Regions from separate parts of the Homo sapiens genome. Here region 2 is linked to region 1. Evidence: read pairs that join two places in POLR2A ChIA-PET (ENCODE). Cell type or tissue: PC-9. All regions are shown on one strand. Links, peaks and the distances in the headings refer to the core of each region. The heading gives the core; the rest is flanking DNA.

Region 1 (8,338 bases), core at 139-8,138:
TATAGTTGCTTCAGATTCCACTAGTGTCTTTCCTGTTTTTGAGTTTCCCTAGAAATTCCTTCTTAAGTAGAATCTGAGCTTTGCAGTTCTTTCAGCTGTAATCTCCTGTTATTAGATAGGAACCCTGTTGATGTTATAGATGGTAGAATTATATGGGGAGGGGACATATTCAATACTCCTATGGTTAGGTCTCAGTCTTTTAATGGGTGTGAGCGCCTGGTCTCTGACATTCACAAGTGTGCCTCAGATATTGTATTCCTTCCTTAGGTGAGACAGGAAGACTAGAGAGGACTGGAGTTGGGTATTTTCCTTCCCGCATGCTGGTTAGGCTCTGGTTATATCGTTTCCTCTGAGGGCAGGCTGCTGTCACTGGAGAACAGAGAAGAACAATCCTGGGAGTATTTCTAAAAGGCTACTTTACCCCTGGGCATATTTCAGATCGTTAGCCCCCTACCCCCACCCCCTGCCATGAGCATGAGAGGATTTTCATTAGATTTTCACCCAGGTGGGGCTTCTTTAAATAGAACTCAGGGAAGTGTGGTCCTCTCCAAAGCTGAACCCCCGACCCTGGGAGTATTTAACCCCCAAGGTAGTCCACACTCAGCTTCTGGCAATCTGTCAATTCCCATTTAAGTGTTCCTATCAATTCCTGGCTCTAGTAGCTTCTGCTTTTGGTAAGCTGTGATTCTCTGTATTCACTTGTTTCTCCAGTTTTTCAGGTAGCAGTTTGCCCTGTGACCTCAATTCTCTGATGGGTCTAAGAAGGTTGTTGATTTTTAGTTTGTTCAGCATTTTTTGTTGTTGTTGTGAGGATGGAAGTGACAGCTTCCAAGCACTAAACATCAAAGCTGAAACCAGAAGTCCCTTATGAATTTTTATAATGTGAACATACTCATGTAAGCAGCCTCCAGAATAAGAACCATGACATTACCAGCAACACCCCAAATCCCCTTTACAGATGCTAACTCCTCCTTAAAGATAATCAGTATACTGACTTTTATCACCATAATTAGTTTTGCCTATTTTTGAATTTTTTATAAATGAAATCATTCAGTATGTATTTTCTTTTTATGTCTGGCTTATTTTGCTCAGCATATGTTTAGGAGTCATCCACATTGTTGGGTGAAGTAGTAGTTAATATATTTTCATTGCTGACTAGTATTATAATAGTCCTCCCTTAACTGTGGTTTTGCTTTCTGCAGTTTCAGTTACCAGGGTCAACTGTGGTTCAAAAATATTAAGTGGAAAATGCCTGAAATAAACAATGCTTAAGTTTTAAATTGCATGCAGTTCTGATTAGCATGGTGAAATCTCACACTATCTGCTTTGGCCTGCCTGGGACATGAATCCTCCCTTTCTCCAGCATATCCATGCTATATATACTACCTTCTCATTACTTACTTAGTAACTCTCTAGGTTAGCAGGTTGTCAGATAGACTGTTACAGTATCACAGTGCTTGTGTTCAAGTAACCCTTATTTTACTTAATAATAGCAAGAATAGTGATGCTGGTAATTCAGACATGCCAAAGAGAAGCTGAAAGTACTTCCATTAAGTGAAAGATGCAATTTCTCAACTTAATAAGGAAAGAAAAAATTGTCTGCTGAGGTTGCCAAGATCTACAGTAAGAACGAATCTTCTATCTGTGAAATTGAGAAGGAAAAAGAAATTCATGCATAGTATATTTAGGATTCAGTAGTATCCACAGTTTTAGGCATCTACTAGGTGTGGACATGGAGGGACTATTGTCACTGTAACTCTGTATCACAATTCAGTTTTTTATTCTTTTGTTGGTAGACATTTTCATTTTACTTTTTGAGCTATTACAAGTAATGCTGTTACACATTTCTTTGTACATGTCTTTTGAGGCACATTTGTAAGCCTTTCTGTTGGGTGTATACCCAGGAGTGCAATTGTTGGGTTGTAGAATGTGTGATGTTCAGCTTTTGTAGATACTGCCAAGCAGTTTTCCAAAGTAGTTGTACCAATTTATATTTTCACTAACAGGGTGTAAGAATTCTAATTGCTTCACATTGTCACTGATGCATGGTATTGTTTATCCTTTACATTTTAGCCATTATGGTCCATGGGTGGGTAAGTAGTAGTAACTAATTGCGTTTTAATTTATGTAACTGTGATGACTAATGAAACAGCACACCCTTACATGTGTTTAATTTCAGGAACTCTTATGAAGTGCCAGGAGGCTGAGGCCTTGGGAGGATTGCTTAAGGCCAGGAGTTTGAAACCAGCCTGGGCTACATGGTGAGACCCTGTCTCAAAAAAAAATCGTTATATACTATTTATATCATTTATGTCATTAAATTCTACTCAGTTGCCTTTTTCTTTTTAATTTGTAGGAGTTATTTATATATTTTGGATATGAGTTATTTGTTGGACACATCTATTGAAAATATCCTCTTCCACTCAGCTATTTGCATTTTATTTTATTTAATGGTATTTTTTGATGAACAAAAACTTTACAGTGGTAATATATTCTAATTTATCAGTTGTTAATGATTAGCAATTTTGTATCTTTTTTAGGAAATCTTGTCTATCCCAAGTTTATGAAGATATTTTAAAATGTTTTATTCTAAAATTTAAACTGATTTGGCTGTTATTTTTATATGTGCAATCCATCTGGAACTGGTTTTTGTGTTTAGTGTGAGGTAGGGTGCAAAAATTTATTTATTTTTATATGGATATCTATTTGATCCTGTACCATTGAGTGAAAATCTGTCCATCCCCCTCTGCTCAGTAGTCTAATCTTTGTCATAACCAAGTAACTGTATATATGTGCGTTTGTTTCTGGAATCCCTAGTTTGTCACATTGAGCTATTTGTCTCTTCTTTGCCAGAACCATACATTTAATTGTTATTGTTTTACATAGCTTGAAATCTGAAAGTTTAAGTTCAGCTTTGTCCTTTTTCAAGGGTTCCTTGTCTATTCTTGGCCCTTTGCATTTCCATATAAATTTTAGATTCAGTTTTTAAATTTATATACACACACACACCATGCCGGGATTTTGGTTGAGGTTCAGATCTCCAGAAGTATTAGTGGGAGCAATAGTTCCTTAATTCTTGCATGTCTAAAACTCTTTGTTGCTTTTATAGTTGAATATCAGTTTGGCCAGTGTAAAATTTTAGAATTGCCTTTTCTTTCTTTGCAAATTTTACAGGAATTACTCTAATTTTTAAATTTTTATTTATTTATTTTAACTTAAAAAAATTTTTGGCTTTGCATGTTGTAGAGAAATCTCAAGATGGCCTGATTATTTCCACCTCAAAAGTGACTTGATCTTTGTGCCTTCCTACCCAGGTTTTTTTTTTTCTTTAAATTTTGAAGCCCAGAGATTTTTGCTAGAAAATGGCTTAGTTTTAAATATTTTTTCTCTGTTTTCCCCAACACATGGTCAATATGTAAAGTCAAAATTTTTCTTATGTCACGAAAATTATCTATAATTGTATCTTAAAATATTTGTTAAGTTGCATTGTTTTTTTCTGTCCTCCAAAGACTCTAATTATACACTGTTCATCTTCTTTGTCTTCTGTATCTGTAATGTTTTGTCAATTAACAAAATACTTCCTTTTTATTTATTTTCTGACTTATATATACATACTATGCCCCTTGCAGGGTTTTAGAAAATGTCTGTTCTTTCTCGTCTGTGTTCCAGTTTTGCCTTAATTGATTTCCAGTTCAAATTTTATCTTCTCTTATTTTCTCACCATTTCTTCTTTGAACTCTTAGTACATTTACTAGGTACTCTTGTTGCATAGAGGTGATTGTTTCATTAAGATTTCTAAATTAATGGCAAATTTATTTTCCTTCACAATTTTAATCTTCTTTGCATTAATATTTCTCTTAAGTATATTTGTTGTCTGCCATCTGTTTTTCTCATTTGTTTCTTGTAGCATCTTTGAATAGTTCCTGTGCTGATTCCTTTTAAATTATTCATCTTTGAAGATGACGAGGCTTTACTAGACTAGCTATTTTCGAGAGGTTTGTGAGGAAGAATGGCCAGGGCTTAGTTACAGGTTAGGTAGAATTTTTCTTATGATTAAGGCTTTTATTTGTGAGTTTGTTTAACATTTATTTCATTCTAGTCCATAAAATAAGCAGCTGTAGAACTTTTACAAAGCAAAGTTTGTCTTTGTCTCATTGCCTGAGTAATATGACTTGTCTGTGTGATTCTTTGTTTAGCTGAATTTGCCGTGTTTCTTGGAACCAATGTGAATTCAGAAGTGCTCTTAATTTTAGTCCAGAGACTCCTTTCCAGCTTTTGCAAAGAAAGGATTGCAGAGATATACCTTGCTGATTCTTAGTGACATCTGCCTAATCTTCCCACCTTTTGGCACTTACTTAGTGGTTTGGAGTTTTAGGGGGCTTTTAGTTTTACTGAAAATGGAGTTTGGAGGCTTTTCCCCCTTTTCTATTCTTGTTGCCTTTGGGATAATTTCCATTAAAAGAAGGAGGGAATGTTCAAACTGAAAGTCAGCATTCACGTTAAAATATGATAGCACTTTAAAGACATTCCATTCACATTTCTACCAGCAGTACATGAGTTTCTGTTTCTCCATAACTTCCACGACACTTGCTTATCAACCTTAAATTTTTTTTCTCAATAAGTAGGTAAAAGGCTGGGCGCTGTGGCTCACACCTTGGAGATGCCAGGAACTGCAGGGCCTCAAAGAGGGAGTTACAGCCCTGGCTCCAGGAGCTCCCAGTCTGGGCTCCCTGAAGGACCACAGCTCTTCTTTCCTTCTCTTTGCCCACAACATAGCGAGCAAGGGGTATGTCTCAGCCCTGTTTTTATTATAGCTCTTTTAGCCTTATTTGGTGAGTCCCAAGTTCTTGTCTTGTGCCCAGGAAGAATGAGGTATGCAGACAAGTGGAGGGTGAGCAAGACAAAGAAGAGCTTTATCAAGCGATAGAACAGCTCACGGGAAACCCACAGGGAGCAGCTCCTTTCTGCAGCCAGGGTGTCCCAATGAGTATTCAGCTCCTAGCATAGAGGATAGCTCCTCTCTGCTAGGCAAGTCATCCCAATAAGTGTTCAGCTATCAGTGGAGAGTGTAGCTCCTCTCTGCTGCTGGTCATCCCATCGTCTGTGCAGCTCTCAGCAGAGAGGAGGCTCTAGAGTGGGTAGCTCCTCTCTGCAGGCAGGTCATCCCATCATTTCTGCAGCTCTCAGCAGAGAGGAGACCCTAGAGTGGGTTGCTCCTCTCTGCAGCTGGTCATCCTGATGTATGCTCAGCTCTGAGCTTGGGCTTTTATGGGCCTCAGAGGGGAGGAAGTTCATGCCATTTGGCCCATGGGTGGTCACGGGCAAGCCCAAAAAAGGCACCACAAGTTCCCACTCCAGTCCACGGGACTGGCAGCCTGGCCCCCAGCCTTCAGGCCCTCCCTGACCTGAAGGTGAGAGCCTCACTGGGGACCTGCCCCCTTCCACCCAGGAACTGTCTGCCTTCTGCCGCTGTTCATGGCATCCAGGCTGTAGGTGCCAAGGGGTGCCTGCAGGCCAGCGCTGAGATGCCCTCAAACTCTCCTCGGCTTCCCTCCTATGCTTGTCAGTGCCCAAAGTCTGGAGCGGGCTGAGGTGGCAAGAAGGAGCTGGTGTGTCAGCACTGCTCCAAGTGTGTGCACACCTAGGCTGCAGCAGTGCCTAGGCTCAGCCCCAACTTTGCTCTGAGATTGGAGTGGGCACTGACAGCAGGGAGAAGCCAGGCAGTGGGAGCAGGCACTTGCAGAGATGCCTGGGTCTTCAGACATGGTATTGGGAGCAGGCACATGCAGAGATGCCTGAGTCTGCAGCCATGGATTGAGCAGCTGCAGCTGTGCCCAGGGGCTCAGGTCTCCTGCCTGCTCTGTGGAGTGGGAGAATTGGGTTTGCAGCCTCTGTTTGGGTGGCTGCAGCTGTGCCTGGGAGGGTAGGGCTCCTGCCTGTTCCTAGGCCCCAAGAGCACAGGAATGCCTGGACCCAGAGCCATGGCTTGGGTGGCTGCAGCAGCACCTGGGGAGCTCCTGCCTTAACTCTGAAGGAGTGGGGCTCCTTCTTGTTCCCAGCTCCTACCAGCTCCATGGAGTGTGCAGCCCCGGGCACGCCTACCTGGTGCAGCCAGCATGATGGTAGTGGCTACTCCAGATGGCTCACCACTAGCTAGGCCTTGACTATAGGGAATGTCTCTAAATTTTCTCCCCTAACTTGGATTATTGTTGTAGGTTTCTGTTAGATTATCAACTTGAGGAATTTTTCTTCAGTTGGTAGTTTGTCAAGAAATATTTTTATTTTCTTAAAAAAATCAAGAATGGATGTTCAAATTTATCATGTGATATTAGCATGTACTTTCTTTAGGTATTTTGTATTTACGTTCATAAATGTGGTTGGCATAGCTTTCTTTGTTTATGCTCTTCCTGGTATAAGAGTTATGCTAGCCTTGTGAAATGAGTTGTAGCTATCTATTTCGTTTTTCTATGCTCTGAAATGGTTTCCACAACCTAGGATTTTTCTCTTCTTTGAAAATTTGGCAGCATTTGCTCATTAAATTTCGTAAACATTAGGGTATTTTTCCATATTTTTTGTCATTATTGGTCTCTGAGAAAAGCATAATTTCAACTCCCCTCACCACCACCCCAACAAAGCATTTAAGGATACAAATCTTTTGAGCTCCTTGCTTGTTATACCCTATAGTTTGTAACTTCTATTTCATTTCTAGTTGATAATAACTATTTTGATTTTCTCTCTGACTTAAGAATTAGGTAGAAATTATAGTTTCTAATACACAGATATTTTCAAACTTCTCATTATAATTTTTATTTTTAATTCTATTGCATTGTGTTAGTGAATATGGACTGTATGATTTCCTTTGTGGCCTAATACGTAGTCAATATTTCAATGTTTCATGTGTATTTTATGAAAATGTGTATTTTCTATTTGTTGGGTGCAATTTTCTGTGTTTTACAGTTATAACCAATTTATTATTGTGTTATTTAAGTCCTTTTGGTAGTATCCAATAGAACTTTCTGAGATGATGGAAATGTTCTGTATCTGCACCATCTAATAAAGTAGCTACTAGCTGCATATGACTATCAAGCACTTAAAATGTGTCCATTGGGACTGAGGACCTAAGTTTTAAATTATATTTAATTTTAATTATTTTAAATTTAAATTTAAACAGTCATGTTTAAATAGGCTACTGTATGGATGGCACCTCTCTTTATAATTAATTTTGGTCTAGTTTATCTCTTAATTTCTGAGAGGTGTTTAAAAATCTTTCACTAGGACTGTGGATTTGTTGGTTTCATTCTTCTTGGCACTCAATGGGCCTTTTCACTCAGAGACTTTATGTCTTTCTTCAACCTTGGGAACTTTTTTCTGATTATTTATGCGAGTGTATTCTCTCCTTCTATCTTCTCTAATCTTTGTTTCTGAGACCCACTTTTTTGGGTAATATTTTATCTCTTGGAATTCTGTTTCTCCTAATCCTTTTTAAAAAAATTTCCATTTCTTTGTTGTTTTGTGTTGTGCTCATGGAGAATTCCTTGAGTCAGTCTTCCAATTACTTGATTTGCTTTTAGCTGTGTCTAGCCTTTTATTCAGCTCTGATTTATGATTCCATTGTAAGATCCCAAGAACTTTAATTTTTTATGGCTATGATTTTCTCTTGCACTTTTATGTACATAGTGATTACCCTTATTGTAAAAACTTACTCTGCTGTATTAAGTCTCCTTCTTTGGGTGTTCATGTGTGTGTTTGTATGTGCACTTCTCTTTCATGGGCTGATTTTTTGTATCTGAGAGTTTATTAGCCTGTGGATGCTGAATTTGTTAACTACACTCTGTGATTATGTGGGGAAGAGTACTTTTCACAGAGTGTGCCACTAGTTTGTCTTTTGGCTGTGGGAGCACCCTGTTCTTCAGGGTGTGTTCAGGCACTCCATGTACTACCCTCATTCTGTGGTCTCCCTTACTGACCCCACTTGGGCTATATATCATTACCTGGTCTTAGCAAGTAAGGGTCAAAGGAGAGGATGATCCCATCTGGCTGCTCTTCCTGTGGTTTCGCTGACCAGTTACCTAGCAGGTTGTCTCAAGGCCTGTTTGTTAGGAACTGTTAAGATCTGAAATTTTACCTTACTTGCAAACTAACAAGTTAGTCTGCCACAGTTTCATAGATGTTGGCAGAAGACATGAGACCTCTGGGTTGGAGACAAAGGATTTCACTACTCATGGTTCATCAGGCAGCATGAAGTTGTTTGTCATGTCAATTCCCCTTGCTTCTTCCCAACACCCTCAAGTCCCACAGGAGTGACACAGAGCTGGCTCATGTGGATGCATATGCACTG
Region 2 (8,338 bases), core at 264-8,263, 190 kb before region 1:
CTAGGCTGGAGTACAGTGGTGTGATCATATAGCTCACTGTAATCTAGAATTCCTGGGCTCAAATGATCCTCCTGTTTCAGCCTCCCCAGTAACACGGACTAACAGGCGGTGCCACCACACCCAGCTAATTTTCTTTTTTTTTGAGACAGAGTCTCCCTCTGTAGCCCAGGCTGGAGTGCTAGTGGTGTCCTCTCAGCTCACTGCAACCTCCTAGGCTCAAGCAATCCTCCTGCCTCAGCCTCCCAAGTAGCAGGACTACAGGCCCATGCCACCAAGCTTGCCTTTTTCTTTTTCTTTTTCTTTTTTTTGAGACGGAGTCTTGCTATGTCTCCCAGGCTGGAGTTCACTGCAATCTCTGCCTCCTGGGTTCAAGCAATTATCCTGCCTCAGCCTCTCGAGTAGCCGGGACTACAGGTGCATACCACCATACCCTGCTAAGTTTTGTATATTTAGTAGAGACGGGGTTTCGCCATGTTGGCCAGGCTGGTCTTGAACTCCTGATCTCAAGTGATCCACCCACCTCAGCCTCCCAAAATGTTGGGATTACAGGCATGAGCCACCATACCCAGCCCCTGGATAATTTTTTGTATTTTCAGCAGAGAGAGGTGTTTTCCATGTTGCCCAGGCTGGTCTCCAACTCTTGAGCTAAAATGACCTGCCCATTCGGCCTCTCTAGGATTACAGGCATGAGCCACCATGCCTGGCCCCTAATTTTTGTTTTTTGATTCTTTTGTGGAGATGGGATCTTGCTCTGTTGCCTGGCTGGTCTTGCACTCCTGGCCACAAGTAAGGCGTCTGCCTTGGCCTCCCTAGTAGCTGGGATTACAGGCATGAACTACCATCCCCAGCCCTCTTGGTTAGCCTTATACTTCCTGATATTTGTTAGTTGCAATTTTGCAGGCTCCCTCTAATTTCAACATTTCTTGTTGCTTATGAGCAGAGAAAGGTAAGCTAAGATTTTGAAAATTTTTATCTCCAGCCTGGACCTTTCACAGGAAATCTGGACTGCTAATTGAAAGCAACACTGGAATATCTAAACAAGCACTTCAGGCCAGGTGCAGTGGGTCACGCCTGTAGTCCCAGCACTTTGGGAGGCTAAGGCAGGCGGATGACTTGAAGTCAGGAGTTTGAGCCCAGCATGGGCAACATGGTGAAACCCCGTCTCTACTAAAAATACAAAACTTAGCCAGGCGTGGTGGCTGACACCTGTATTCCTAGCTACTGGGGAAGCTGAGGCAGGAGAATAGCTTGAAACTGGGGTGGCAGAGGCTGCAGTGAGCCGAGATCGAGCCACTGCACTCCAGCCTGGGTGACAGAGCAAGACCCTGTCTCAAAAAAAAAATAAAATAAAATAAATAGGCCGGGCGCGGTGGCGCATGCCTGTAATCCCAGCACTTCGGGAGGCCGAGGCAGGCAGATCGCCTGAGGTCAGAAGTTCGAGACCAGCCTGACCAACATGGAGAAACTCCGTCTCTACTAAAAATACAAAATTAGCCGGATGTGGTGGTGCATGCCTGTAATTCCACCTACTCGGGAGGCGGAGGCAGAAGAATCGTTTGAATCTGGGAGGCAGAGGTTGCAGTGAGAAGAGACTGTGCCATTGCACTCCAGCCCGGGCAACAAGAGCAAAACTCCATCTCAAAAAAATAAATAAAAGGCCGGGCGTGGTGGCTCACGCCTGTAATCCCAGCACTTTGGAAGGCTGAGGTGGGCCGATCACTTGAGGTCAGGAGTTTGAGACCAGGCTGGCCAACATGGTGAAACCTCATCTCTACAAAAAATACAAAAATTAGCTGGGCATGGTGGCAGATGCCTGTAATCCCAGCTACTCGGGAGGCTGAGGCAGGAGAGTCACTTTAACCTGGGAGGTGGAGGTTGCAGTGAGCCAAGATCGCGCCACTGCACTCCAACTTGGGCAACAGAGTGAGACTCCGTCTCACACACACACACACACACACACACACACACACACACACAAATAAACAAGCACTTCAAATTTATGATGCCCAAACAGTCAGTCTGCTGAATTAGTTCTTTCTAGTTGCTTGTCTTGCAGTCTTTCCTATCTCAGAAAATGGCAACACACTATCCTTCCAGATGCTTAGACGAACACCTTGGAAGCAGCCTTCTCTTCTTGCTTCTCTCATATCTCATGTCCAACCTATTAGAAAATCCTGTTGGTTTTATGTTTCAAACTGTATTCAGAATCCAATCACTTCTCATAACCTCCTCTACTACCATACCAGTCTTAAGTCTCCATCACCTCTCATTTGGATTACTGCAATAGCCTGCTTAACTATCACATGTGGTAGGAGCTCAATAAATAACTGAAGAATGAATAAATGAAATGCCACCCAGGTATGGGTTATCATTGGCTCTTTTGTGTCTCATGGTTAAACTAGAGACCCCTCACCATATTTTGGGAGAGAGCGGAAAGACATAATATTTGGGCAGGAAATACTGTGTGCCCACAGAGGAGGCAATGTGAAGGGAAGTTAACTCGATCATGAAACAGACAGGAGAGAGAAATCAGCAGAACTGTGGCTCTGAGGACTCTGAGTGGGACTCAGCAAAGGCACACCAGGCCACCAAGTGCCCTGTCCCTGCCGCTCTGACTGCCCATCCTTTGCTCCTGTAGAGCTTGACTGGATACCCTGTTTCCCTCTGCTGACCAATTCAACCCAGGGTCCTATATGGTGATCTTCAAGAAGCCAGCCAGAGCTGGCTGGGTGCGGTGGCTCATGCCTGTAATCCCAGCACTTTGGGAGGCCAAGATGGGTGGATCACCTGAGGTTGGGAGTTCGAGACCCGCCTGACCAACATGGTGAAACCCCATCTCTACTAAAAATACAAAAATTAGCCAGGTGTGGTGGTACGTGCCTGAAATCTCAGCTACTCAGGAGGCTGAGGCAGGAGAATCGCTTGAATCCGGGAGGCGGAGGTTGCAGTGAGCCGAGATCGCACCACTGTACTCCAGCCTGGTGACAGAGTGAGACTCTGTCTAAAAAAAAAAAAAGAAGCCAGCACAGGTGAATGACCCTCCCTTAGGACCAAGTGAAGAGAGCAGTTTCCTTCTGAGCTTTGGAGCTGCGTCCTCTAGAGGGAGGGAATTCAGTGGAGCAGCGAAGTTCTTCAAACTGGGGCGAGAGAGGGAAACTAAGGAAGGGTTGTAGGTGTGGCCTGGCCTGGGATCCTTTCTACTCTTGTGCCACTCTAGGGTCCATCCTTCTCCCTCTCCCTATAGGGGAGATGCAGAAGCTGCTCTCTAGAGCCTAGGTCTTCTGCCTGCTTTGGGAGTCCTTCCAGGAGTTTGTAGTTTGTTCCCCTGTCTCTTATTAGCCATTTTTTCAGTAGGTACCTAAGGCCTGGTTCCTTCCTCTTGGTCACTCAGGAGCTCTTCTCCAGACTGGCTAAAGCAGTATGGTTTGGGAAAAGCACTTGGCTGGGTCTCCTACATGTTGAGTTCAATTTCCTCCTTTGGGTGTGTTTTAGCTTCCAGCTGGGATTTTTGCCATAGTAATTATAACAACCACACTCTGCATAGAGACTCTAAAAGCTATATAGGCAAACACATAAATAGAAAGGAATTCCTAAGGCAAGCCAAGTAGTTATCAGAATCTCCACCCCTACCAGAGTCGGAAGCTCTGTACTTGCCTCCTGGTAACTGCTTAGTGAGAATTATTTAGCCAGCTTGGATTCTTTCTACAACCACATTGAAATCAGATATCCTGAGGGAAGGGGAAGGTTTATCCCACCCCAACCCTGTTCCTCTCCAAGCCTTTCTCATCTAGCCAACAGCACTGTCATTCACATGTCTGCTTGAGACAAAAACCTAGAGGTTTGCTTTTATTCTTCCTTGTCCCTCACCTCTCATCTTATCAGCAAAGCTTATTGCCTCTACAAAATGTGCCTGGAGTCTATCTTCTTCTCCTCACTATTGGGTGTCAACTGTGTTCATCTTGGACAATTGCTAACTGATCTCCTTGCTTCCACTGTTGGTTCTTTCTTTCTTTCTTTCATCCTTTCTTCCTTCCCTCCCTCCCTCCTTCCTTCCTTCTTTTCTTTCTTTCTTCCTTTCTTTCCTTTTTTTTTTTTTCCTTTTGATTCAGTCTTGCTCTATTACCCAGGCTGGAGTGCAGTGGCATGATCTCAGCTCACTGCAACTTCTGCCTCCCCAGCTCAAGTGATCCTCCCACCTCAGCCTCCTGAGGAGTTGGGACTACAGGTGCACACCACAATGCCCAGCTAATTTTTGTATTTTTTGTAGAGACAAGGTTTTGCCATGTTGCCCAGGCTGGTCTTGAATTCCTGGGCTCAAGCTCTTCACCCTCCTCGGCCTCCCAAAGTGCTGGGATTACACGCATGAGCCACCGTGCCCAGCATCTGCTTCCACTTTCATACTGCTACGTATCATTCTCCCCATAGCTTCTGGAGCCATCTTTTAAGACAATAAATCCCATCATTGCCTTGCTCACAACCCTTGTTGGCTCTTGCGGCTATGAGGAGAATGAACTCCTACTGAACTTTTGATCATTTCAGACTTCTTCATGGCCCAAGAGGCTTTAATGTGGCTCAGCCTTCCTCTCCAACCACGCTTCTTAGGGCTCTCCCCCTCAGCTACCTGACCGTCTCTGTTCCTCAGTGTGCCAAGCTTGTTCCTGTCTTCAAGCCATGGGATTTGTTGTTGGCTATGCTTAAAATGCTCTATGAAGATTTCCTCATGGCTGACTCCTTGGTATTTAGGCCTGAGTTCAGTTACTATTGCTCCATAGTGAAACACTCCAAAACTCAGTGGCTTCAAAACAACAATCATTTATTTTGCTCATATATCTGTATTTTGGGCAGGGCTTCATGGGGAAGGCTCATTTTGCTCCATGCACCATCAGCTGGGGCAAATCAGCTAACTGAGAATTTGCCTCTGAGTTGGCTCACTCACATGGCAGTCCTCTATGAGTTAAGCAAGGGTTGAAGGCTGGGGCTTTAGCTATTCTCCACGTAGCTAGGCTCCTGGGAATGTGTCCTAAAAGAGTTGGGTAGAGGCTGGGCACGGTGGCTCACGCTTGTAATCCCTACACTTTGGGAAGCTTCAGCTCAGGTGTTCGAGAGCAGCCTGGGCAACATGGTGAAACCCCGTCTCTACAAAAAAAAAATACAAAAATTAGCTGAGCATGGTGACGTGTGCCTGTAATCCCAACTGCTTGGGAGGCTGAGGCATGAGAATTGCTTCAGCCCAGGAAGCAGAGGTTGCAGTGAGCTGAGATCATGCCACTGCATGGCATGGCATGTCATCCAACCTGGACAACAGAGTGAGACTCTGTCTCAAAAAAAACAAAACAAAAGTCAGGTGGAAGCTGTAATGTCTTTTCTGACCTAGCCTTGGGAGTTCTGTTGTATTTTATTAGTTGAGAAGACCAAAAGACCCATGGGAATTCAACTGAAGGGAACACAGAGTCTGCCACTTGAGGGAGTGGCAGGGTTCTGAAACAGCGTGTGGAAATTGAAATATTGTTTTTCTGGATAATTTTTGGGAAATACTATCTGCCACAGCTACTGCCACAGTGCAGTCTTCACTGACTGCTCTCTATGTATTAACCACTCCTCTACACCCCAAACAGCTATTCTCTACCATTTCAACATCTGCTTCCTCATAGCACCTGCCATTCTCTTGTTCCTTGATGTATTTGCTCACTTGCAGCCTTATAGAAGAATATAAGCTCCCTGAGAGCAGAAGTCTTGCATGAAGGGAGACCAGATGGAAGGCTGTTGCACAAAGGTCTGGCAGTTGCAGACAGAAAGGCATTGGCTATTTAGAGACATGTGTAAGGAGGGAGAGGTTGGTATTTAGTGATTGATTGACTATGGGGGATGACAGGATGAAGGTGGACACTGGGTTGCCAGTCCATCTCAGATCGAGGACTGGCATGGGACTGAGGGTATGCATACTTTAGGATTGCCTGGCAAAGGCCACGCTCAGACCTGTCCTACTGGAGGGGTAAGTGGTGCTTACCATATGTGTGGAGAGACTGACTAGATGCTCACCAAAACCCTTTCTTCTCCTTCCTAAGCTTCTAGCTAGGTCACACTTCCTAGCTCTCTTGCAGCTAGATAGGAAATCATATAAAGTTATGGCAAAAAAAATATAAGTAGGAGCTGACATATAGCACTCTGAAGCTTGGCCTATTAAAAACCATCCTGGAAAATTCTTTTTTTTTTGAGACTGAGTTTCGCTGTTGTTGCCCAGGCGGGAGTGTAATGGCTCGATCTTGGCTCACTGCCACCTCCACCTCCTGGGTTCAAGTAATTTTCCTGCCTCAGCCTCCTGAGTAGCTAGGATTACAGGCACACACCACCATGCCCGGCTCATTTTTTGTATTTTTAGTAGAGACGGGGTTTCACCATGTTGGCCAGGGTGGTCTTGAACTCCTGACACCCGGCCCATCCGGTAAGATTCTGCGTGGTGGCCGGGCGTGGTTGCTCTTGCCTGTAATCCCAGCACTTTGGGAGGCCAAGGCGGGCAGATCACCTGAGGTCAGGAGTTCCAGACCAGCCTGGCTAACATGGTGAAACCCCATTTCTACTAAAAATACAAAAAATTAGCCCGGCGTGGGCGCGCACCTGTAGTGCCTGTAATCCCAGCTACTTGGGAGGCTGAGTCAGGAGAATTGCTTGAACCCGGGAGGCGGAGGTTGCAGTGAGCCGAGAGCATGCCATTGCACTCCAGCTTGAGCAACAAGAGTGAAACTTCGTCTCAAAAAAAAAAAAAAAAAAAAAGATTCTGCATGTTCCCTTCCTGTTCCTGGGTGGCCTTGTAGGAAGTGTGTTAACCATGACAGCATCGCAGATGGGAGAAGTCTACGTTACTGAATTTGTGGAATAGAGAACTGCTCCCTAATCCCCCAATCTTTTTTATTTCATGACAGAATTTTTGAAAAAACAAAGAAAGTTGTAGAATGTCCCCACATTTAGGATTTGTCTGATGGTTTATTCACATTGTTATTTAACTTCTTCCTCTACTTCTTGTATTTCCTGTAAAATAAAAGTCAACTCTGTAGCTTCAATTGGATTTGAGTTTGCTTTTATGGTAAGAAGTTTTTCAAAGGTCACATTGTAGGCTGGGCATGGTGGCTCACACCTGCAATCCCAGCACTTTGGGAGGCCAAGGCAGGTGAGTCACTTGAGACCAGCCTGGCCAACTTTGTGAAACCCTGTCTCTACTAAAAATACAAAAGTTAGCTGGGTGATGCATGCCTATAATGCCAGCTACTCAGGAGGCTGAGACACAAAAATTGCTTGAACCTGGGAAACGGAGGTTGCAGTGAGCCAGGATCATGCCACTGCACTCCAGCCTGGGTGACAGAGCAAGACTCTGTCTCAAAGGAAAAAAGTGACATTGTACTTTATATTGCATCATACCAGCAGGGACATCATGTCAGGTTGCCCCACCATTGGTGATGTTACATCTGAAGATTGTGTTCAGATAGTAATTGCCAAGTCCCTCCATTGTAAAGGCTCTTCCCTCCCTTTGCTATTAATATGCATAGTAATGGAGTAGTATGGGATAACCCTTGGTCATCATTCTAATATATATATATATATATATTTTTTTTTTTTTTTTGAGATAGGGTCTCACTCTGTTGTCCTGGAGTGAGGGAGTGAGATCCTGGAGTGAGGCTGGAGTACACTGGCTCAATCTCAGCTCACTGCAGCCCCAACTTCCTGGGCTCAGGTGATCCTCCCACCTTGGCCTCCCAAGTAGCTGGGACTACAGGTGCATGCCACCACGCCCAGATAATTTTTGTATTTTTTTTGTAGAGACAGGATTTCACCAAATTGGCCAGGCTGGTCTCAAACTCCTGGGCTCAAGTGATCTGCCTGCCTCAACCTCCCAAAGTGCTAGGATTACAGGTGTGAGCCACTGTGCCTGGCCAATAAAAATGTTTACATGGCAAATATTATGTGTTAGTGGAATTATTCTTTCTGTATTTTCCTGAAGGGTCACCTGACCAGATTGGTTTTCTGGCCTCTTACAGGGTTGGTTCTGGCTTCTACATCTGCCTGTGGAGCTCAGTCAGGGGACCTGCCTTCTATAGGTATATCAGCTCTGGGCAAAAGGGACAGAACTAAGGGTTTGAATTTGTAGAAATGGATTCTAGATCTTAAGGCATGGTGAGCCCAATCAGATGCAGCCTTTCTGTGGGTCTTGTTCAGGAAACCTGAGGGCCTCCCTGAAGGACACCTCTATTACGAAGCTCTTTACCTGCAGCACACTGCAAACAATCATTCAGGGAATAATGACATAACCACATACCCTCATCTTCAACCAAGATCATCAAGTGAG

What was found. ChIA-PET counts read pairs that join two places held together with the same protein. Peaks named below come from ENCODE experiments on the same cell type or tissue, not always from the same donor. Only the 100,000 strongest peaks of a DNase experiment are listed, where the experiment ranks them.
Region 2: POLR2A ChIA-PET joins it to region 1 with 19 read pairs; 2 of 35 experiments call an interaction of 5 or more read pairs at or near these places.

Annotation. Positions count from the first base shown.
Region 1 is chr3:139,083,195-139,091,532 of GRCh38, forward strand. No RefSeq gene overlaps it. Among named protein-coding and RNA genes, the nearest start is that of BPESC1, 17 kb to the right of the region's middle. RefSeq lists an enhancer at 5,739-6,463. In PC-9, for the core only: no CTCF peak of the experiment used is centred there; no DNase peak of the experiment used is centred there.
Region 2 is chr3:138,894,959-138,903,296 of GRCh38, forward strand. LOC124906289 (a long non-coding RNA gene) reads right to left here. Exons shown (of 2, transcript XR_007096114.1): 2 at 4,797-5,136. Among named protein-coding and RNA genes, the nearest start is that of LINC01391, 45 kb to the right of the region's middle. In PC-9, for the core only: no CTCF peak of the experiment used is centred there; a DNase peak (open chromatin) is centred at 3,553; H3K27ac peaks cover 665 bases.